Regions from separate parts of the Homo sapiens genome. Here region 1 is linked to region 2. The links are chromatin loops, found by intact Hi-C in ENCODE. Cell type or tissue: IMR-90. All regions are shown on one strand. Each heading gives the region's core, and the rest is flanking DNA. Links, peaks and the distances in the headings are about the cores only.

Region 1 (11,748 bases), core at 3,636-11,635, 370 kb after region 2:
TCGAGTGATCCCCCCACGTCACCCCTTGAGTAGCTGGGACTACAGGCATGCACCACCATACTGGCTATTTTTTTTTTAAGAGACAAGGTCTCACTATGTTGCCCAGGCTAGTCTTGAACTCTTGGGTTCAAGTGATCCTCCTGCCTCAGTCTCCCAAGTTGCTGGGATTACAGGCGTAAGCCACAACACCCAGCCTCTGTTGCTCATTATTATCCAAACTTATTTGACCACAGAGCCACCTTCTCTACCCCCTCTCCCTAAACACATACACACAGAGCTTCTTATAGGACTAGTGTTCTGTGGTGCACACTTTAGGAAATGCTGTCTTATGTACTGAAGTTTTTTTTCTTTTTAAATGTGATATATCTCCTTATTTTTGTAATGACAAATTCATCCATTATATGGTTACTCTTACATCTTGTGCCTTAATATGTTTATATTCCAAAAATGATTGTAACTTTTTTATTTGAGTAGACAATTAAGTGAGCAGATAAATAGCTTTTTTATCCGGAATTATTTTCTTACAACAGAACCTAAATCATAAGAAATGTGAAAATTAAGAATTAATAACAATATGATACAATTTGTTATAGTATATTTATATTACCATTTTTCCTGGTTGTGTATATAGTTAAAATTCAATCATAGTTTATTCATGACATCCAAGAATAGGTTTCTTTTTTTAAGCTGGAGAGTTTGTAGAATAATAATCCTTTATTTCATAAATATCATCTCTATAATCCTATTTAGTGTAAGACATGAAATTATTTAGATTCAAATTTGGATACAATGTAATAAATTGTATGCTAATTATGGTTTACACATTCTAATGTAGCTGCAAAATATTTTTCACTTAAACTTTGAAAATGTAGCCTTATTTTTTGTTGTTGGTCATGGGATTTTTTTGAGACAGGGTCTTGCTATGTCACCCAGGCTATAGTGCTGAGGCGTGATCTCAGCTCACTGCAACCTCTGCCTCCTGGGCTCCAGCAAGCCGTATGTTTTATCCAGAGCAACTAAAAGAATGACCTTGTGGTCTGTACTCCTAAGTATAAGATGGATGCTACAGATCCAGGCCTATTCAAGATAGGAAGAAGGAGGTGGTAACATATGATAGCAGTCATAGCTGCCGTAATTCCAGGCCATATTTAAGATAGGAAGAGGAAGAGTGGTTATCAACATATACATCTTTTATGTCTAGAAATACCATACTTTATGTACATATATGCCTTATTAGACAGAAATGCATCACACGGCCACTTCTAGCTTAGCTGCAGGGGAGCCACAGAGAGAAATTTTAGCTTTCCTAGCCTCTGTGGAAGGAAGGAGAAGGTAGAGAATGAATGTGTTGCATTGACTAATCAGCAATATTTGCTATATTAGTGAACAAGAATAGTCATCAAAATATTAAAAATATGAATAGCTAATATTTTTTAAGCCTTACATATGGGGGGCACTGTGCTAAGCTCTTTATACCTTGCTTAATCTTCACAATAGTCTTTGAGGATAAATACTATTATTATCCTCATCTTATAGGTATGAGGAGGCACAAGGAGACAGGGGTGGTCTTTAAGGAGCACACAGCTGATAAGAGTAAGAAGCAAGATTCAAGTCCAGGAGTTTCACTCTTTAACTTTGCTCTTGGGTGCTCTATTTTAAGGAAAAAATAAATAAAACTTCCTTTCTTGTAAAATATTCTAATTTTTTCTCCTAACTTGTAACAGAAATATATTTAATGAAATTTGTACAAATCATGACGAATAAGGGAGAAAAAAACAGAAATATTAACCTATTGGAGTTTTTTCCCCATAAAATTCCACTTCTTGTGGTTGAGCCAGTCACTTAATTACAGTATGAAAGAGAACTGTTCTGATTATCATTTTATCAGTTAAATCCCAATGAAAATCGGCTTTCTAACTCCCTTGACTCAAATAAATTTTCAGTTTCACATCTGGATTAAGACAAGTTCAAAGACTTTGTTTGAAGTTATTCCTGTCTTTTTGCTGTCTGGTTTAAGTAGCATTTTGAGCTTTGTTCTAGCTAGTTAAAGACTGAACTGGGTTACCAAGAGAAGCTGTATAATCTTTTTCCCAAAAATCTCTATAACCAGAATCATAGAGGAATAATTCATGTAATTATGTTAGGGCAACTGTGTGTGTGTGTGTGTGTGCGCGCGTGTGTGGTTTTTCTTCTAGAATTGGGTTAAACTATAAGCCTATGAATTTTGTATATCAACTGCACACTTTCAACCTTTGGGGAAACTGTGCTTTCCTTCCCTAGTCCCATTCCAAATTCCAGATTGTAATCTTCACGTCACTTACTACTACTGAAATATTAGAAAATGTCACTGGGCGTGGTGGCTCACACCTGTAATCCCAACACTTTGGGAGGCCGAAGCAGGCAGATTGCCTGAGCTCAGGAGTTCAAGACCAGCCTGGGCAACGTGGTGAAACCCCATCTCTACTAAAAATACAAAAAATTAGTCAGGCATTGTGGCACATGCCTATAATCCCAGCTACTCTGAAGGCTGAAGCATGAGAATCACTTGAACCTGGGAGGCAGAGGTTGCCATGAGCTGAGATTACACCACTTCACTCCAGCCTGGGTGACAGAGCTGTCTTCAAAAAATAATAATAATATAGGCTGGGCATAGTGGCTCACACCTGTAATCCCAGCACTTTGGGAGGCCAAAGCGGGTGGATCACGAGGTCAGGAGATTGAGACCATCCTAGCTAATATGGTGAAACCCTGTCTCTACTAAAAATACAAAAAATTAGCTGGTGTGGTGGCGTGCACCTGTAGTCCCAGCTACTCAGGAGGTTGAGACAGGAGAATCACTTGAACCTGGGAGGCGGAGTTTGTAGTGAGCCGAGATCGCGCCACTGCACTCCAGCCTGGGCGACAGAGCAAGACTTCGCCTCTAAATAAATAAATAAATAATAGTAATATATAGTTGTTTGACTTTAGGAAAGTATGTCAGGAGACAGTGGAAAGTAAAAGAAGGAGCTATAAAAGCACACACAAAGTAAACACAATGGAAAATGGTCACAGGTTGATAATAGTCATTTCCTCTTAAAAGCACCTTTTCCTATTAGTTTGCCTTGTGCATTACCCTCAGCTCTCTTTTCTTGTCACTACACAATGTCTCCCTAAGAGAGCTCAAGCTCTACCATAATATCAATAAGCAAAATAACAAAGATTCACTGTTAGTAAGCTCTTAATATGAGCCAGGCACCCTACTGAGCATTGTACGTGATTTATCTGTTTTAATCCTCTCAATATTTTGTGAAATAGGTGCTGTTCTTCTTGCCCTTTCAACGTTTAGGGGGAATAAATGAGGGTTTTAGAGACTAAGTAATATGCCCAATAACACTGATTGTTAGTTGGGGAGCCATTGGTTTGAATCTAAATGGATGAATTCAGAACTTGTGTTCTCTACCACTTTACTATGCTTGTACTCTTTTCCATAGTTTCAGGTACGACCTATGCTTCTAAGTTGAATGTATTAGTGTAACCAATTCCTCTTTCCCAAGTTTTAAACCTGTGACTCTATCAGCCCTCTAGAAGCCTTGAATCACTTTGTATTTGTATATCTCATGAACATTTCAACTTAACATATCCAAAATTGAGCTCCTGTCTAGATCCAACTCATTCTATCATCAAACAAAGACGGTTCTGTACTTGGCAAATGATATCAATATATATACAATTGGCTGAGCCAAATGCCTGGAAATCAGCCTTAACTATTTCTTTATAATATTCACAACCACGGATACCAAGATTTCTCTATGTCTCCTCCTTTCTTTTTTCTATTTTCACCACTTCTGTAACTTACTTGGGCCCTGAAATCACATTTTGTCTAGATTTAAATCATTAAACATGCCTCTTGGGTTTGTTTTTTGTTTGTTTGTTTTTTGCCTTTAGTCTTTTCTCTTCTCAAAATATTCTTTCTAAAGTAGAAATTTGACCATGTTACTTCCTAGCTTAAAATGACTTCATGGCTCCTTTAAAGTCTAAACTCCATAGCATGGTATATTCAGCCCTTGGTGAGTTGGCCCCGGCTCTCTCTTCACCTTCACCTCGCAGCGTTACCCCTGTTATCTCTTCCTACTCATATCCACTGCACATTCTTCAAGAATCCCTGCCTTGTACAGCTTTCCTGACAGCTTTAGCTGGGTCTTGTCTCTTTTGACAGCTCTGGCACTCTTAAATCGGTTCTTTAAGTCTCAGATATTCTGAGCCTTCTGTAACTGCTGTTCCTTCTCCCTCTGCCCCATACTACATGCCCACCACCCTGTACCACATTCTGAATATCTCTGTCATAATATTCAACCTGTTGTGTTTTACGATTTTTACCTGTCTTCCTCCCCTTCTCAGAGGTAAGCATCTTTAGGTCAAGAATCAACCTCTTCCTTCAAATTCTCTTCCTCAGCCATCTTCTTTCTCTTTCAATAAAATTTTTAACTATCTTGTATTTATCAATGTCTACAAATTCCTAAATTAAATATAATAGGCTCATAGCATGATAAAATATCTTCTCCCTCACTCCTCTCAACCTCCTCCCACTTCCCAGAGGCAATCACTTTTAATTCTTAGATATTTCTTCTGATATTTATGTGTTCCTTATTTCTAGATAATAGCATAGACTGTTGCATATCAATTTTTTATTTTAGACATTACTGAGTTCCTGATTTAGTTCCCTAATGCCCTCTCACCACTAATCCACCTTGTGTGGATTACCCCTCTTCCTTTACCCCATTGTCTTTCATTATAATTATATCACAGTTGATGGCCAACAGAATGGCCAGTGTTTATAATATTGGCACTATGTAAATATACTTTGTTTTCTTTATTTTTCTTCTTTTAATTTTTAAGTTTTTTTTTCTTTACCCCAAATTTCAGTATTCCTTGTTTCTGTCCTGGTTTTTTCCTGCTGCTATAACAAAAACACCTTAGACTGGGTAATTTATAAACAACAGAAATTTATTTCTTGCAGTTCTGAAGGCTGGGAAATACAAGATCATGATGCCAGCAAATTTTATGCCTGGTGATGGTTCACTGTCTGCTCCATATATGGTGTCTTGCTGCTGTGTCCTCATGTGGTGGAAGGGACTAACAGCTTCCTTGAACCTCTTTTATAAGGCCACTAATCCCATTCATGAGATTTCTGCCCTCCTGACCTAATCACCTCATAAAGACCCTACCTTTTAATACCATTACATTGGAGATCAAGTCTAACATTCAGACTACAGCATTTCCTATGGGACAATCTTGTTGTTTCTAGATTAATAGAGACTTCTCAAAAAGTTTGTTTAGTATTTGTACATACATACCTGTTACTGTATTATCCAAAGTCTTCAATGGATCTGGGAAATAATCAGCAATCATTTTGCAAATGGTCCGACACAATAGATTTGCTACCGGTTCTGTGGCCACTACTCTGTCCCACTGCCCAGTTTCCTCCCATGTGATCCATGTGATCTAAACTGGCTGCTCTGAGACTGGGACATCCTGGGAATTCCTTTTGCCACTTTGCTCTCTTGTCCCTTCTCCTTTTCTGGATGCCATGTTTTCCTCTTTCTTACTATTCTACCCCTCTTGTTTTGGTTTTGCAAAAGCACATCTTGCAGTCTCTTTCTAAGATGGCATGTATAGACACTTGCATGTTTGAAAAATGTCCATTTTCTATCCTTGTCTGATTAGCAACATAATCATTTCTTCACTGGAAATAATTTCGCTTCAGAATTTGGAAACCATTTCTTGCCTATCTTTTGGAATTCAGTGTTGCCACTGAGAAATCCAGTCCTAGTCTTATTTCCTTCCTACATATTTGACCTGTTTTCATTTGTTTACTTGCTTGCAGCATTCTAGAACCTTTTAGGATCTTCTTTGTATGCTTAGTTATTTAAAATTTCAGGTTGTACCGTGGCTGAAGAAAATGGAATAAGGAAAGAGAGTTCCTACTGGATCACTGACTTATCTTTTTTCTCCTGTCCTTTAAACTTAGGTGGTTTCCAAGATGCCACCTCTTCTGATTCAGGCATATACTTTTCCAGAGTGCTGAATGAGTATTTTTTACAATATGGAAATGACTTCCAAAAATATTACCCACATTTTTGTCTGAATTTGAGGCCCGAATTTCCAGCTGTCTTCCAGAAGTTACTGGAGGTCCCTGCTAGCACCTTCCATTAACATGTCCAAAAGGAAACTCATTATATTTTCCAATCTTTGTTCCCCATCAAAATCAATAATATTTAAATTTCATATTTTCTTTTCTCCAGCAATGGGCCGCAGAGATCTCAGACATGTCCTTAGCAGTTCCGCCTTCTTTCGGTTCCTAAGACCTATTGATTCCACTTTAGAAATGTCCTTAACTCTCCCTTCTCCATTTCCTTTGACACAGTGCAATTTTTTAAAATACCATTTACAAATTAAGATGATATGTTTTTCACATATAGGAAATCTTTGACTTTTGCAGTTAGTCTAGTTATTTAAGAGTTTTCACAGCAGGGGAGAAACTATAAATATTTTTAATATAAATTATAGCTGGAGAAATTGAATTCTACTCTAAGAAAAACTGACTAATTTTAACTTCTCTGGTCTATGTTAGAATACTGTAAATATAAATCATCTAAACATCTTATTACACCTCATTTTTTGTTTTTATTCATACTTTTTGCCTTCGTACCTGTTATTCCTTTTGCCAAGAATGCTATTCCCTCTACAGTCCCTAACATGAGTAACTCCTGCTTATTCTTCGAGTCATCATTCACTAGGAAGCTGTACATCTCCAGTAACTCATATATACACTTTTCTGCTTGTGAGAGCAGAAATGCTTTTGTGTTTACCTTTGGGGCCTAGGTATCTTGGTGCCTAGTAACATCCTGGCACACAGTACCATATGCATGGGTCTTAGGTATCTTGGTGCCTAGTAACATCCTGGCACACAGTACCATATGCATGGGTCTTAGGTATCTTTAGTGCCTAGTAACATCCTGGCACACCGTACCATATGCCAGGTGAACATGTGTTGGTTGAATGTTCTAAATGCATTTTTAACATTTGGAAGAACATCTTCTTTATATGTCCCCATCTTACACTTTGGTTTATTTCAAGAGTCTATTTGTACTTCAAGTCAGAGTTTTTCTTAGAAATGATGTTATACCTAATGAAGAGCGTAATAGAATACACTATAAAAGACTTCCCTCGGCCGTGCGCGGTGACTCTCATGCCTGTAATCCCAGCACTTTGGGAAGCCTAGGCTGGCAGATAACCTGAGGTCAGGAGTTCGAGACCAGCCTGGCCAACATGGTGAAACCCTGTCTCTAGTAAAAATGCAAAAATTAGGTGGGCATGGTGGGGCACGCCTGTAATCCCAGCTACTTGGGAGGCTGAGACAGGAGAATCGCTTGGACCCGGGAGGCAGAGGTTGCTGTGAGCTGAGATCATGCCACTGCACTCCAGTCTGGGCGACAGAGCAAGACTCCATCTCAAAAAAAAAAAAAGAAAAAGACTTCCTTCATTTGTAACATATCTAAAACAGTGCTTGAAACATTTAATAATAAGCAGGCATTTCATACATGTCCTGTAATTTACCATGGATTTTATCTGTGAATTTCTTTCCCTATATTTGTATATCACTTAGCAATTTATCAAGTGCTTTCATTTGTATTATCTCATTTGATTCCCTCATTAACCCTAGACAGGTATTGTCTGTATTGCATATGTCAGGAATGATTATGTATATAATAGTCTAGTGTCTCACAGGTAGTTAGTTGAAAGCTCAGACTAGAATGCAAGTTGTTTTACTTCATTATTGTATTCTTCCCATTATGCATGTGAGAGTGAAGGCCAAAAATAGCCATCTGCTCTGGAGGATGAGAGCAGGGGTAGAGGTTCCAGGTGGACAGTGATGGACGAGAGAAAGAATGTTTGTAGAGAATCACAGGCAGTTGCCTTTAGCTAAAGAACAGGTTGGGATGGTTGGAAGTAAGAGATACAATTGGAAATACAATTGAAATCATTGTTGGGGTAGGAATAAGAGTTTGGACTTTATCTGTCAAAATCCATTTGAGCAAAAAAAAGAAAATTAAAAATAAAAATGAAAAAAAGAGTTGGAACTTTATATTGTAAGAACTGAGATATATTGAAACTTTGTGACCGGGGGAACTGAAGATCATTTCTGCTGTAGGACTTACTTATCAGTAATGCATGGGCAGAATTAGGGAGAAACTGGAAGCAATGTGACTAGGCAACTCATGCAGTATTCCAGATAAAAAATAATTCAGTTCTGTAATACCAACATAAAGTGTAGTTAGAAAAGGAACAGCAGATTAGTTCAGGAGATAATGGGGAGTTTCAGTCTATAGTATTTGACAACTAAATAGATGTATGAGACAAGGGAAAAGGAAGAAAGAAAGCTGTGTTGTTTAGAATGGTGGCGGGAATGTATTCCCATCTCTTCCCTGGACCCCTGTCCATCTATGAGCTTTATTCTCATGCATAATCAACCCTTCCAGCTGACCATCTTAGCTAATTTAGTCAACATATATTTAGCTAATTTAGTCAACATATATTTAGCTAATTTAGCCAGCATATATTTATTGAACACTCTCTATATAATAGTCGCATTTTGCCAGGTGTTGAAGATAAATGAAATCTATAATCCCTGCCCTCAGTGGGCTCGTGGTTTAGTGGTAGAAAGAGTCACATAAACAATATAACATTGTAAAGAATTTATTGGTATATGTATTACAGACCACTGGGACACAGAGGGGCACCTAGTTTATGCCACATGGGTCAGGAAAGGATTCTCAGTTCTCCGTTTTGAAGGAAGGGTAAGAGCTAGCTTGGTGAAGAAAGTGAGACAGATGTTCTGTGTAGATATAATAGCATGTTCAAAGGCATGAAGTAATAAACATGAGACTGTGTAAGTTGTTTTGTGAGCCTAAAACTGTCAGCATTTATTGCCTAAGAACAATGAGATTATTCTAGTGAACCATAATACAGTTATCACACTCTGATAACTTAACATTGGTACAATGTAATTATCTGATACCCAGTCCATATTCAAATTTCTCCAGTTATCCCAATAACGTCATATATAACTTCTTTCAATTCAGGGGTTAATCAGGGACTCCTCTATACTTCATTGTCGTTCCTCTTTAGTCTCTTTTAATCTAGAACAGTTCTCTAGCCTTTTCTTCTCTCTTTCTCTATTTCTTCCTCTCTTTATCTTTCATGATATTGATACATTTTTAGATCCTAGGCCAGTTGTGTCACAGAATGTCCCTTACTTTGGACTTCTATGATTGTTGCCTTGCATTCAGATTCAAGTTAAATATTTTTGTGCGAAGTGCTACACAGGTTAAGTTGTGCATCACTTCAGGAGGCAATTGATATCAGCATATTCCACATTGTTGGTAATGTCAAATTTGATTATTTGGATAAGGTGGTATCTACCAGATTTCTCTATATCCTGTTCCTCTACATCCCTTATGCACAATAGTTTTTGCAACCGTTGATGACTCCTGCCTGAATCATTTCTTACTATGTGAATTGTAATGTGGTGAATTTTGTAGTTCCCTCATATCTTTGACATCTATTAGTTGACACTGTTCTTTAAAGAGGAACTCTCCTTCCTACATTTTTATTACTATGTATTTTTTAGTATCACTATGGATGCATGATTCTTTTTTCCTCAGTGTGCAATAATCCCATTCCCATGATTATTTATTTGATACTCAGTTGTCCTAAATTTGGCCAAGGCAATGTTTCAATCTGGCTTCTTTGTCTTTTCAACATATCACTATCTATTTTTGAGCACTTTCTTATTTTCTGGCACAACAATATGTTTCTGACTCATTTCACACTTTCTTGGCCTCAGTTCTAGAATCAGCCATTTCTGTAAGCATTGTCATTCCTTTTAGGGAGTAATGGTATGTAGAAACCAAGATCTGAGGGCGAGAGAGGTCATTAGAAACGAAGATTTTAGGACTAGTAACGGTAGCTAGAAACCAAGATCCAAATGCTCATTGATGCTACTATAGTGTTATAGGAAAAGGGTTTTTTTGTTTGTTTGTTTGTTTGTTTTGTTTTGTTAAGCCTTGAGCTTACATTAATACCTATACATCCAATCCAACCCTTCTTGGTTCTTTTTCTTTTTCTCCAATTCCATATTTCCATTTTCTTTCCCACAGTGAGCACATCGGCACATTTACACATCTGCTCCAGCTTTTATACACACACAATAGTCTGAGAATCACTACATCAATACCACTACCAACAATAAATTTACTAAGAAGAAAGTTCACATTTTCTTTATAGTTTTTTTCCCTTAAACTTTATGCCATTAAAGTATTCAAAAGTTACTTGGATTCTTTTTTCCCCCTCCTTTATAATCTATCAATATGAAAACATGTTTATTTGTTTCTATTTGATTTCAGTACTAGGATTTTTTTTCAATCTCATGACTGCTTGAAAAAGATTTAAAATTGTAATTTTAGATTTTGAAATGTTTTCTTTTTCTTTTACTATCTTAAATATTTGACATTACCTGCAGTTTTTTAAGGAAAAATATAGTTGAATTTGAAAATAAATTTTCAAATAGCTATTTGTCTGAAATATTTAATGTATTTTAGTTAAAATAGCCATCAAATCACTTAGAATTACATTTATTGTAAATTCACAACTTCCAAATATTCTATTTCTCACCCACCTTTTTTGATAACACCTACAAGGTTTAGTACTCTTCTAAAAATATGAAATAGCAGCAGATGGAAAAGGGGCTGATACATATTTATATTTATATATCTGTTTATAAACTGTAAATGAGTATGTTATTTGTATTCTACTGCATTCACTTTTCATCTTATCTCTGTAAAGGGATTGTGTATCAAAAAGGAAAAAATAAAAGTTCGAAGGAAAATAGCTTTCCATTATTTTAAATGTAGCAGTATACCAGCCATACAATTTCATAAAGAATGCCTGCAAGTTACCTTGTCTGGACGGGCAAAAAGTCCTTACGGTTTTCTTGAATTTGGTTTGGGCCAGTAGTTCCTTTGAAGCTTTTTCTCCTGTTCTCTTTGAACAATATTTAACATTGATAACTATAAATACTTATAAGTATTACAGGCATAATCTGTTCTTTGTAGAGATAATTGGCTCTATATCCACGTATTTCCTTAATTATATACAGGATATCAATTTAAAGTAATCTTAATGGAGTGCAGTCCTTTTGATTTCAGAGAGCCTCTTTTGATTTATTTCTCATTATAGAAGATAAACTATACGTTCTGTAAAATTTTGTAGTGATTGTTCTGTGTCACCTCAAGTCAGGGGATGATTATCTTCTGATATGAAAAATCAATTGTTGGAAGCATGGAAATATAATCTGTTATATTTAAAAGTTAGCATGGAAATATAATTTGTCTGCTAAGTTTAGACAGCAGAATCTCAGTAACAACAAAAACACTCTCCCGGGCCGTGTGCAGTGGCTCACGCCTGTAATCCCAACACTTTGGTAGTCTGAGGCGGGCAGATCATGAGGTCAGGAGATGGAGACCGTTCTGGCTAATATGGTGAAAGCCCATCTCTACTAAAAATACAAAAAATTAGCCGGGCGTGGTGGCAGGCGCCTGTAGTCCCAGCTACCCGGGAGGCTGAGGCAGGAGGATGGCGTAAACCTGGAAGGCAGGGCTTGCAGTGAGTAGAGATCTCACCACTGCACTCCAGCCTGGGCGACAGAGC
Region 2 (12,519 bases), core at 2,591-10,590:
GGCCCATGTACTGCGCTACATATGGCAGAGCAAGAATATAGGAAGGGGTTGGGTACGGTGGTGCATGCCTGTAATCCCAGCACTTTGGGAGGCCAAGGCAGGCGGATCACTTGAGGCCAGGAGTTCGATGACAGCCTGGCCAACATGGTGAAACCCCGTCTCTACTAAAAATACCAAAATTAGCCAGACGTGGCAGTGGGCGCCTGTAATCCCACCTACTCCGGAGGCTGAGTCAGGAGAATCGCTTGAATCTGGGAGGCAAAGGTTGCAGTGAGACGAGATTGTGCCACTGCACTCCAGCCTGGGTGACAGAGTGAGACTCCTCTGTCTCAAAAAAAAAAAAAAAAAAAATATATATATATATATATATATGAAGGATCTGGGTCTCTGGGCCACTATAGGTTAGGTTAACCTGGGAACTTACCTGCCACCAGACATCTTGTACTGGGAGAAAAAGAAAACGCACTTATTTAAGCAACTTCTGTTTGGAGCTTATGATACTAATCTGAGAAAGAAAGCATTGTTAGGGCTCAGAAAATTATACCCCCAAATATGCCACTTTGGACTTCAAATCGAGAGAACCTGGGGAGCCAGAAATGCAAGAAAGGGTCTTCTCTGAAGTTCCCCTATCTACCTAAAGGTTGTATCCTCCAGAAGATATTCAACTTGTGAATCTCTTTCCCAGACATCTCAAGTCAAATAGATGTATACTGAAGGAAGATTGGAGTTGACACCACACCAAGCCCAGATAAACTTTGTCTCAGACTTTCATCTCTTCTTTGGGCCCATTCATCCCCCCTAAAGATTATTTACTCATCCTGTAAATTGCCTTACATACCCCACTTCCCTCTTCCCTATGAAGAGGGTATTTAAGATTTAGCCATCTGGCCCTTGTTTGAGTTTCATACTTTGTATGACTCCACACTTGCCACACTTGCACATAATACCTTTGTATGCCTTTTCTCCTGTTTTCTTTTTTAAAGGACTTTACACAGATGATTAAGGATTTTAAAATGAGATTATTCTGGATTATCACAGTGGCCCCTAAATGCAAACACATGTATTGTTATTTGACCACAGAAGAGGAGAGAGTGTTGTGACTGCAGAGGCAGAGATTGGTAATGCAGCCATCTGAAGCTGGAAGAGTCAAGGAAGGCTACTCCCCTAGAGCTTCTAGAAGGAGAGCAGCCTGCCTTCATTTTGGCACAGTGAAACTGATTTGGGACTTCAGGCCTCCAGAACTGAGAGAATGAATTTCTGTTGTTTTAAGCTGCCAGTTTGTGGTAATGTGTTACACCTGCCATAGGAAATGAAGCTAGGTATAGTTACAAGGAGGACCATCAGATTCATTTAAATCTCTGCCTTCACTTTATTTCAGAGGGTTTGTTTGTAATTTGGGAGGACAGACGATAACCAAATTACAATAGAAAAATAAACCACCACTGGAATAACAACCAAAACCTCCATTCATGTTTTGTCTACTCTGTATTTATAGTTTCTAGGAAGCTGGGAAAAGATGGAGGTGATATCTAAATGCTCTTTTTGATTTTTTGAACTTGTTCCTTCATTGAGTTCTCAGCTTAAGTGATGCTCTCAGTTGTCCTAGGGTTAAACTGTCAAGAATTGAGATACTGTTTTTAGTTGAAAGCTTTAGGCACCTAAATTTTATTCGTGTCAGAATTCTACCTAACACACACCAGGCATTGTAAGCTTCAGAAGGAGGTAAAATCATTTTATTCAGGCTGCTGTTCTAAGAAATTGCTCTGAATTTTCCCAGCCATTCTTTCCTTTCTATCCTTCTTAATAAAACAGAAAAACCCAGAAATTTTTTTAAATAAATGATTTATCAAAAGAAACAATATATATTAAGTGGCTTTTTGGGGGATACATTTAGTTGCTGAAAGTAGATAACATATGGCATTTAATACTCCTGGACCACTCTGGGTCTTTTCTTTGACGGTAAAAAGGGGTGGGGGTAGAGATAGGGATGATTGTCTCAGATTTAGAACAGGGCTTAATTGCTTTTTTCAAAGACTCATGTCTTTAATTATGAAGCAAGCAAACTGACATACATTTATTACATGGTGAAACCTTGCATCTCATCTAGTCTATCTTGTAGCAATTGCTTCTGAACAGATGTTACCTGAAACACCTTTGTGCAGTTGGTGGAATGCTAAAATTTGTCATGCTTTTATTATTGTTGTCTTGAATTAACTCTACTTTATGGCGTAACTTTATTGCTGTGTCCTAGAATCTTTATATATTTATTGCCTTATAAATTGGATTTAAAATTGGCTTTTTATATAGAATGTAAATTAACATGTGTCTAACTTGTTTATGCTGCAGAATAATACAGGAAAAAACTGCTACGTATTACACTAATGTAATTGTCTTTAACTTAGCACATAGTATCCTCTAAACTAGGAATCAAATGAATGCTAAAGAATATGCTTATCCTTACACTCTTGCTTGTTTATCTCAGAAACTAATTTGACTTTTAGATCTATAAAATATAGATTAAGCATAACCTTTTACTTCATGGGATATTAAGGATCAAAGCATGGGCTTTCTTTGAACAGGATCTACAAAGGTAACTTTTCTTTCAGTAGCAGCAGGATGGCATTGAAATACCTTACCATTGGGAGTAATTTTTCTCAAATAGCAAATTGAATAGTCTTTATTAACTTAGGGGAGAATTTAAGAGTTTAAATAAGCTTTGGTCCTGAAACATTCATGTTACTAGTTACTTAGTGAAATCTATTTGGAAATGCTTGCCATAGATTTTATTCTTCAAAAGACCCACTGCTATCTTTTCTTACAGTTTTTTGTAGAAGAAGCGTTATGAGTAACATTTATGAGCAGTGACTTGAACCACTCTCAGGGGTTGAATCCCAGCAATATCACTTATTAGCTGTGTGAACTGAGCAATTACTTAACCGTTCTCTGTGCCTCCCCTTTCTCATGTGTAACATGGGGTTGTCATGAAGATTAAAAGTTATGTTTTGGGCCTAGAATACCTGGCTCATTGTAACCTCTATGGAAATATTTGCCATTTATAGGATTGTTGTTTTTGTTATCATTAGTAGTAACAGTAATAATAGTACAATTTTTGCCTACACTTTAGGGCATTAGGAATACATTGGATATTTGAAAAGCTTTCTAATCTTGGAAAACTTAATTGAACCAGGCTATTTCCTCTTGGTGTGCTGGAGGCAGAGCCATTCTGTTCTTAGTTCTTATCCTGGCATACCAGGTAACATTTGGATTGATGCAGAGTTCTGATCTGATGACTGAATGGTCAGAGCAAGTTTCTGAAGCTTTCTTAGGGGCCTGTTCTTTATGTCTAAAGTGGGGATAATAGGATGATGAAACTTGGGGTACAAATGTAACTTACAAAAAAACGTATAAAGGAAACAACTTCAAACTTAGGAAAAAAAATTCTTGTGATACTCCAATATGGACTTGAATGATAATAAAAATAATGTTACTAATATATGTACAGATATAAAACTAAGTGTAACTCTTTATGCCTATCACTTTTTACAGCTATAAAACTAAAACAGATTTACATCTACAATCCAAAACAAAACTATAAAACCCATAAAATTCAAATTAACAGCAACATTAATTTAATGCGATTGATGATGTTTTGCTGAAATTAAGTCATCATTATTGGATTTAATAGTGGAAAAATATGTGTATATTTTGCTGTTTTTCTTTCTATCAATTTAATTCTTGGGTGGAAATGGAATCCCAGAGGCTGAGGAAGATATGTGTAGACTGAGGAGTTCACAGATAGCCTTACACTGTTAGCAGAGGCCTGTCATCGGACACCATTATCTTTTTCATAGGTGTTGGCTTGAGGATGTAGATGAAGTAGTGAACTGTTATAAACCTGTTTTTAAAAAGAAAATAGCCATATATAAACATTTTTTAGTAAATGTTATAAAACTGTTGAAGCAGCAGAAAAAATAAAAACTCTTATACTTCCAGCTTCTATATTCATTTTTCTCTTGAAATCTAATTTTCCATACCTGTGGGTGCATAGTTTCCAGAATAATGTGATTTTGGAATTATAAATAGCCATTTGGAACTGAACTCTTCCTAAGTGGAAGAGCTTGTGAAAATCTATTGTGTCATGATGTTGCTTGGCCCTCATTGAGAACCATATTGGTAGTAAATACAAAAGTATTTACAAAAGTAAAACCAAAAGTTCCTGAGAGAACATGGTTATAGAGTGGGTCATTCACAATGTCCAGAATATGCTTACTTTAGTTCTAATGTTTAAGATAATCTTGAAAAAACATAAGACTTAAGTAGAATTTGTGGAAGGCCTCTGTAGACCACAGTTTGGGGTACCCAGAGATGACTTGAGTTAAGAAATTAGATGTGTACCTGAACCAGGCAAATGTTTTTCACCTTAGTCCTTTGTTTAGTGATGAGGTAAAAGTGATTAGTAAGTATCAGTAGTGAAGGATGTATACAATGTGTTTCAAAACAGTTTGCTTCTAATAGTTTTTTTGGTTAAATAAGAAACTTGCAATCTTTAAAAAAATATATTTTATCATGTATGTATCATACAAAAGAGGTGTAAAACACTGTATACTCACTAATAAGCTTAAAACATTAAATATCATAAATTCCATTGAAATGTTCATTTTCTCCCTTCTTATCTTTATCTCCTTCTAATCTTTACTCTTCATTTCCTGGGTTTACAGGGCTTTTTTTTTTAATTCAATTTTGATTTTTTTAAATTCAATTTTGATTTTTTTAGGGTTCCAATTTATATATATATATATATATCTTTCCCTAAAAGTAAATCTGTGAATGGAATTAATACTCAGTAGCTTTCTGATCTCTCCATCTTTGAGGATCATGACAGATCTTAAATACTGGAAAGGAAGGGGGAGACTATGAATTAATGTACCAAGTGTGAGGTCATTCTGTGTGCTGAGGGATGTGGGATATATCCAAGTAGCTGTGGTCTAAGTACACACCCTCTTGAATTAAAGAAGACTGAATACCTGTTCAGTCATAGTTCTGTCAAAGGAGTTATGGTGTAGAATTTCTTGAAGCCCTTAGTAAAAGCCCTGAGTAGATTAATTGTGAGATCCATAATGCTGCATTTATTTAGTTAATTTTATTATGAAGTATCTTCCCAAGATACAGAGAGTTTATCCCGTAATTGCTGCATTTTTTTCCGAGGTTGGCTGTTTATTTGGGTGTCATAAAATGAAACTTTGTAACATTCAGTTTTTAAGTAAAAGATTTGCAAATTGGTGACATTAATTATGGACTTTACTATAGAATTAAACTGTTTTTGTTTATTAAAACCTTTGATTGAATTCCTTGCATAATGACAATTACAATTCTTTTTTAATGAAAAAATTGACAGCCTGGGAAATGAACATGAAAAATGGAGTGCATATAATCTGCATTGAGAAATTCAATATGACTATTTCACTTCTTTATAAAAGGTGACGGTCTCCAATTAAAACCATGTTCTAACTCCACTCAGTCTCTTTTGAGGGTATAATTTTGCTCTTATTGTTATGTTATATTGAACCTGCTTTTAGTTACTTTATACATGTGTTTGTAAGCTTTTGGAAGTCACTTTCTGTGTGGTGCCTGGTATAGACTTGTGCTTACAGTAGGAATCTGAATGTTTGGCTAATTGAAAATCAAAACAAAGTACTCTTGTAACTTTATATTGCCTGGTTCATTAACCCATTCATGATGAATTTGTTTAAATGTTATTAATAATTACTCATTTCTTTTTATAAAAGATCCTAGTGGTGGTGGGCAAGGGTATGTAAAGACTACCAGAAACATATGTGGGTTATTGAAGAACTTGGGCCTGGCAATGTGGCTCTGAAGTCCCACCCTTAAACTGTGATAAAAAGACTTGAGAGAGACTCAAACGTGTCTGTATATCCTTGGGCAAATTATCAACCTTTGTGCCTCTGTTTTCCCTTCTATAAAATGGAAGTAATTAGTCTGTTTGCTTATAGATTGTTGTGAGGATTAGTTGAGTTAACACATGTTACGATAGCTTAGGCACAGCACAATTAATATGTGACAACTATTATTAATAGGGGAGACCTCATCACTATAGTGTTAAGTTCTCAGTTATTGACAGTATTTTAACCTCTTCTTCCTGCTTCCTACTTCCTTTATCCTCATAGCTTTTTTTTTTTTTTTTCCTGGGGGACACTGGTATTGTGTCCAGGGACTCAGCCATTCATTGCAGTGGGACACACACCAGAGGTTTGTTTGGTGCCTGGATATATTCCCTTCCTTTCTGTTTCATGTAGACCTACTACAGCCTCTGTACATTGCCTCTCTTTCTCTGTCTGCCTCCTGCTGTCAACATTTGCTCCACACTAAACCCACACTCCACAAAAGTAACCATGGAGCTCCCTTTGAACTGGGATGCCTTCAAACTCCTCACTTCCTCACACCTCACATAAGGTAGAATATCAATAAATAATAGAACCTTTGGCCTCCTTGTTCAGTTGCCTCAGATCTCCAAGCCTGGAGCAACCTGGCAGGCTTCTGTGGCTGAACTGGGTTCCTGCATCCTGGTGGAAACCACTCCCAGCTTTGTGAACTGATGCCCTTAGACACTGGGTATCTGTGTGTCCTCAGTGCTGCTAGATAACAATCATCATCACAATAACCGCATTTGTTCAGCTCATACAACGGGCTGGGCACTATTTTAATCACTTATCCCTCACACAGTACTTTGAAATGGGCACTCTCCCTACTGTTATTTTGCACATGAGGGGGTTGAGACACAGAGAGATTAACTGGGAATAGGGCATGATGGGTCCTGACTTTTCACTAGCTCTTTGGTCATCTCCTTTTCAATTTCTCACAGCATTTATGCTAAACCTATCACTTCTTTATCTCATCTATTGGCCTGATTCTTTTTTGTCCCAAATAGTTTTTTTTAATTGAAAAAGCGGCCAGGCGCGGTGGCTCATGTCTATAATCCCAGCACTTTGTGAGGCCAAAGCAGGTGGATTGCTTGAGTCCAGGAATTCACGACCAGCCTGGGCAACATGGTGAAACCCCGTCTGTACAAAAAAATACAAAAACGTTAGCCTGGCGTGGTGGTGCATTTCTGAAGTCCCAGCTGCTTGGAAGGCTGAGGTGGGAGGATTGCTTGAACCTCGAAAGCTGTGGTTGCAGTGAGCCATGATTGTGTCACTGCACTCCAGTCTGGGAAACAGAGCGGGATCCTGTCTCAAAAAATAAATAAACTGAAAAACAACATCTGTACTTCTTAAAAAGTCCAACAATGTAGGAGTACAAAGGGGAAATTCCCTAAGCCTCCCTTCCATCCTAGACCACCAATTAAGGTCCCCCTCCCCACCACCTGCCATGATGACATTTATTATTTTTTCTTTTTTAACATGAAAGAAAGTATCAGAGAAGTAAAGAAACAAAAGATGGCTACTCCATAGGCAGAGCAGCCCCAAGGGCTGCTGGTTAGCTTATTATTTTCTTTTATATCTTTTTTTTTTTTTTTTTTTGAGACAGTGTCTCACTCTGTCACCCAGGCTGGCGTGCAGTGGTACAATCATGGCTCACTGCAGCCTTCACCTCTTGGGCTCATGTGATCCTCCCACCTCAGCTTCTGGAGTAGCTGGGACTACAGGCACGCTGCACCGCTTGGCTAATTTATTTATTTATATTTTATAGAGACAGGGTCTCATCGTGTTGCCCTGGCTTGTCTTGAACTCTTGGGCTAAAGTAGTTCTTCTACCTCAGCCTCTTAAAGTGCTGGGATTGTAGATGTGAGCCACTGCACCTAGCTCTTTTGTATCCTTCCAATGATATTCTGTGTGTATGTCAAGCACCCACTTTTTTCCCACATGGGAACATACCACAGCATTCGCTTAAGATCTTAGGAATGATTACTCCTGACTCTTAGCATGCCCCTTGATACCTTTTTCAGAGAAAGTTTTCCTAGAGCTTGCTGTAATTGTCTATATCTGCGACCATTCTTCATTGTTTCTCCTCCAATATCCACACAAGGAATATATTTTCCTATTTGAGGTTAATCTCTTTACTGCTGTTTTTGGCCCATCCACATTCTGTCAGGAAGGTTTTGCTTTTTACACGCTCCATCCTGTAATGGTGCTGAAATGTTTACCATTGTGAAAGAAAAAGCAGAAGGAAAACCAAACAACCCCTTTCCTCAACTTTCCCTTGACCCTTTGTCTCTCTGAATACCATGCTCTGCTTCCTTCCTTTTTAGCCACTTTCTGTGAATTACTTGTTTTCATTTATTCGGTAAATTTTTGAATGCCAGTTATACTGAGCATAGCACACGGGTAGATGCAATTTGGTCCTTGATTTCAAGAGGTTTATATTCAGTCTGGTATGGGGAAAGAGAGGTGTGAATCAACACATACTACAGTGTTGCTGGGGAGTTCATGTAGCATAATCTTTAAGAACTCAGGCTGTGGAGTTAACTTGGGCTTTTTTTTGAGTCAGGGTCTTGCTCTGTTGCCCAGGCAGATCAACTGCCAAACCCAGTGCTGATTTTTGTCTTAAGCCTCACCCTATATGACTTCTTCATTGTATTTGTACAAACCTTGCCCCCCTTGAAACCATGGTCTAACATGTTCTTCTCTTCTGATCTTTGGTTATTCCTTTCCCTATCCTTTAAAATGAGTCTTTCCAAGTAATCTCTTTGATTTTCTCTTTTTACTTTATACGTGCTTCTAGTGTGAACTCATCCATTTCTTTAGCTTTTACTACCACTTAGATTAGTGCTTTCTGAAATGATGGAAATGTTGTGTCCTGCCATGTCCAATTTGATAGTCACTAGCTATATGTGGCTTTTGAGCACTTGAATGTGGCTACTGCTACCAAAGAGCTGAATTTTTAATTTGTGTAATTTGAATTAAGTTGTGTTTAAATAGCCATATGTGGCTAATGGCTAGCATATTGGACAGCTCAGATTTAGAAGCTGATGACTTCTTAAAACTCCATCTTTATTTTAGGATGGTCTTTTGAGCTTTTGTCCAAAATATTCAACCTTATTTTACATGGATGGCTTAGAGGTACCTCAAACTCACTGTATCTCAACTCGAATTTATCTGCTTTCTCATAAACTTCTTTCTTTTGTATTCTCTTAGTCAGTGTCAACATTTTATCCTTGGATTTATTTTCAACTTCTTGATCTTTAACTTCCATATGCATTGGTTATCCAGTAACCTTGATTATGCTTCCTGGGTACTTATAGCACTTGCCTCTTCTCTTCTCCTACTGTCCCTGACCTCATCTATCTTACCTTCCATCTCTCTGCTGGGTTATTGCAATAGATTGCAATAGCTTCCTAACTGATTTCCTTGGCTCTCGTTCTTGGGTCTACTCTGTTTTATCCACCATGTTGCTGCTACAATAGTTTTCTTTGGAACCCAAGTGTGATTATGGAACCTGCTTAAAACCCTTCAGTTTCTCTCCTGCATCATCCACAACTTAAAGGCCAAGTAGCATGATCTTGTCCTTTAAATTTTGTCATTGCCCACATTTCTAGATTGGATCCCTCAACTTCCACCTGAAATTCCAGTTCCTATTCATACAATTTACTTGTAGGTCCCTGCATGATTGCAATGTATTTTTACAAGCTAGACCTCCTGTCTAGAAAGCTTTTGCTCTGTGCTGGTTTGGTCCATTCCAGTGTCCTCTGTGCATGCTTGAAGCAAATCTGGACCCTGAGGTGTTCCCTGGTATCTGTAAGCAGATCTTCTGGAATGCTTAGATCAGTGTCAGTTATAGCACTAATCTCACTGTACTGTACCTTACAGATTGAAGTTTCTGTTAGCCTTACTTATCTGATAGAGGGGAAGGGGAGGCCCAAGAGCAAATTTTCCCTATTTGAGTCTCTAGTTCCAAACATGTACCAAGTAGATTGATGAACAAATTTACCTTTTTTTTGTTTTGTCCCAATCTCCTATACTTAAGAACCTTGGCTGCTCAGTCTTCCAAAAATGGCTATATTTTCCAAATGACCTTTTCTCTGTAAATAGGAATTTGCACAAGTTGAAGACACATGCTGAGAATTTTCCTATGGTATTCTTGGCAGCATTTTTTTTCCTAGTTCTTCAGCTGACAGACATTTGCCTACATTCAAGTTTAAAGGGACTACCTATGGGCCTTGGAGGCTTCACCTGTGAGTCAGGTGTTTCTTATAGACTACCTTCCAGTAACGTGATTTAACTCTTATAGATAACATGGACATTTTATTCTGGCAAAGATGATGCAGTTTTATAGCCTATGGAGCTACCCTCAATAAGTTTACGAGTGAAACAACATCAGTGATGACAGAAACAGGCATGTGAGAATTATCTTCACATCCTTGTGAGATCTGCAGTCCTTAGTAATTTTCACTAGATTATTAGGATCAATGGGTGCCTTCCCTTACCTGTGGCTATCAGCTGCTGACTTCCTGCAAACCTTGTTGCCTTTTTTTATTAGTGTGTTTGAATGGTGCGATAATCAACCTAAAACTATTGTACTTTTAAAAGTCCTATACAAATATGCTTAAATCATTGCTGAAGTCTCCTTTGGCATTGTTGGAGGATTTCCAAGGACAGTTAGGCTGCAGTTGCTTGAGCTTGTGGCTGGACTACAGAAATTGGTGTGTTCATAACCAGACTGCAATATAGACTGTAATGTGTTAGGATTTCACTGTATTGCATATGGCACAGTGCAAATTAGGTACAGTATTGGGCCGCTCTGTATCAAATCCCATTCTAGAATTTCTCTCTCCAAATTCCCCACATTGCTTTGGATGACAAGTGCAAAGGAAAGCATTAAGGAGATGAATCTGTGTTTTTCAGTATGTTTAGCTCTGGCAGGCAGTTACTAATGTTATATTGTTTTTTTGAATCACCAAGAAGGGAAAATAAATGACCCAGCTTATTTCTTTTTCCTCTAGAACTTATTGGATTGTAAACTTCTTCAGGGCAGGTACCATATTTTATAGGTCTTTATGACCCAGCCTGCACCTGGTGGCCTGGTAACTTAGATGTGCAGTAACTATATCCTGTTTGGTTAATATTTCTGAAAGAAATGTAAAAGGTAACCTACATCTTATGCGTAGTACTGGAACTGCATGTAAAAACTGGAATTGTGCTCTTCATTTTTCAGATGCTCATTTTATAAATATGTAATCATCTTTTTGATTCCTTTTAAGAGATAAAACAACTTAGAGGGTGTAATAAGTAGTATTAAATTATACAAGAAAACTTAATGGTAATTCAGTTATTTAGAATAAGTTCAAACTTTATCAATAATTTAAGAAATTAAATTTTCTTTAGCTGTTGTATTATAATTCCTGACAAGCATTTTTTAGTGACATGTTGGAATGTGGATAATTTTGGCTTATGTTTCAGTCTGAATTGGGAGTGTATGGTTTATAAGGTTTGTGGTATATACCCCAGCTTTAAAAATCTATAAATGAGAAATAAAAAAGCTTTTCATTTCTATTACACATTTGAGAGCAACTTAAAAAAAAAAAGGAGGAAACACCCTAGCAAACCATGTATTCTTATTAGTGTTAGTCAATTGACAGAAATTGCAACCCCCCTCCATGCCCATTTATCTTTGAGGTTTTGTTTTTTGAGACGGAGTCTCGCTCTGTCACCCAGGCTGGAGTGCAGTGGCACGATCTCAGCTCACTGCAAGCTCCGCCTCTGAGTTCACGTCATTCTCCTGCCTCAGCCTCCCAAGTAGCTGGGACTACAGGTGCCCGCCACCACGCCCAGCTAATTTTTTGTATTTTTTTTAGTAGAGACGGGGTTTCACTGTGTTAGCCAGGATGGTCTCGATCTCCTGACCTTGTGATCCACCCGCCTCAGCCTCCCTGCTGGGATTACAGGCGTGAGCCACTGCGCCTGGTTTTAAGGTGTGGTTTTGTAGTCAGTGTTGTTGTTATCATTTAGTAATCATCCAATTGGAATTATGCTCATCTTTCTTGTTAAGATTTCATTTTTGAATTCTTTGCTCCATAAATAATTCAGAAACTGCTTCAGCAGCTGGCTGTCCCATCATAGTTCTGGGGACTGAGGGAAAGGAAGGAGAGTGAGGCTGGATTTTTGACTCATTCCCAGCCTAGGTACTCACCAACCCTTATAAGTCACTTCTGTGCTGTTCAATTTCCTGTTCTCTAAGATGGGGATAATAGCGAGTTTTTAGGGTTGCTGGGTATACTAGTAATCGCAAAGTGTCCAGTAAGGTGTAGTAGTAGTGATAAGGTGGGCTGTATCATATGGGTACCTAGGGACCCATTTAGCAATCTTGGGTTCTGTCTCAGTTAAAGGCCCATTTGGTCTAAAGGAACAGATCCCTATACAATATCTACTGTAATCCTGAAAGGAGGAATTGTAAAGATACACAAGAGTAGCACCTCTAATCAAGCTGGCCGTCACAAAGGACTGGAACCAGGAACTAAAAGCTGACAGCTTTTCTCAGTCTCTTTCCCTCTCAGGCCATCCAGTG

Evidence for each region. A loop is a pair of places that touch in the nucleus more often than their neighbours do. Peaks named below come from ENCODE experiments on the same cell type or tissue, not always from the same donor. Only the 100,000 strongest peaks of a DNase experiment are listed, where the experiment ranks them.
Region 1: a loop joins it to region 2, with 18 times the contacts of the local background. A loop is called at or near these places in 3 of 110 quality-filtered maps.

The regions. Positions count from the first base shown.
Region 1 is chr13:59,775,274-59,787,021 of GRCh38, reverse strand. All of the region lies in intron 25 of DIAPH3 (diaphanous related formin 3), which reads left to right. Among named protein-coding and RNA genes, the nearest start is that of DIAPH3-AS1, 230 kb to the left of the region's middle. In IMR-90, for the core only: no CTCF peak of the experiment used is centred there; DNase peaks (open chromatin) are centred at 6,761, 9,531 and 9,891; H3K27ac peaks cover 451 bases.
Region 2 is chr13:60,144,772-60,157,290 of GRCh38, reverse strand. The region is part of intron 1 of DIAPH3 (diaphanous related formin 3); the gene reads left to right. DIAPH3-AS2 (DIAPH3 antisense RNA 2) reads right to left here. Exons shown (of 3, transcript NR_046540.1): 1 at 12,428-12,519; 2 at 9,946-10,036; 3 at 3,786-3,895. Among named protein-coding and RNA genes, the nearest start is that of DIAPH3-AS2, 6.3 kb to the right of the region's middle. In IMR-90, for the core only: no CTCF peak of the experiment used is centred there; no DNase peak of the experiment used is centred there.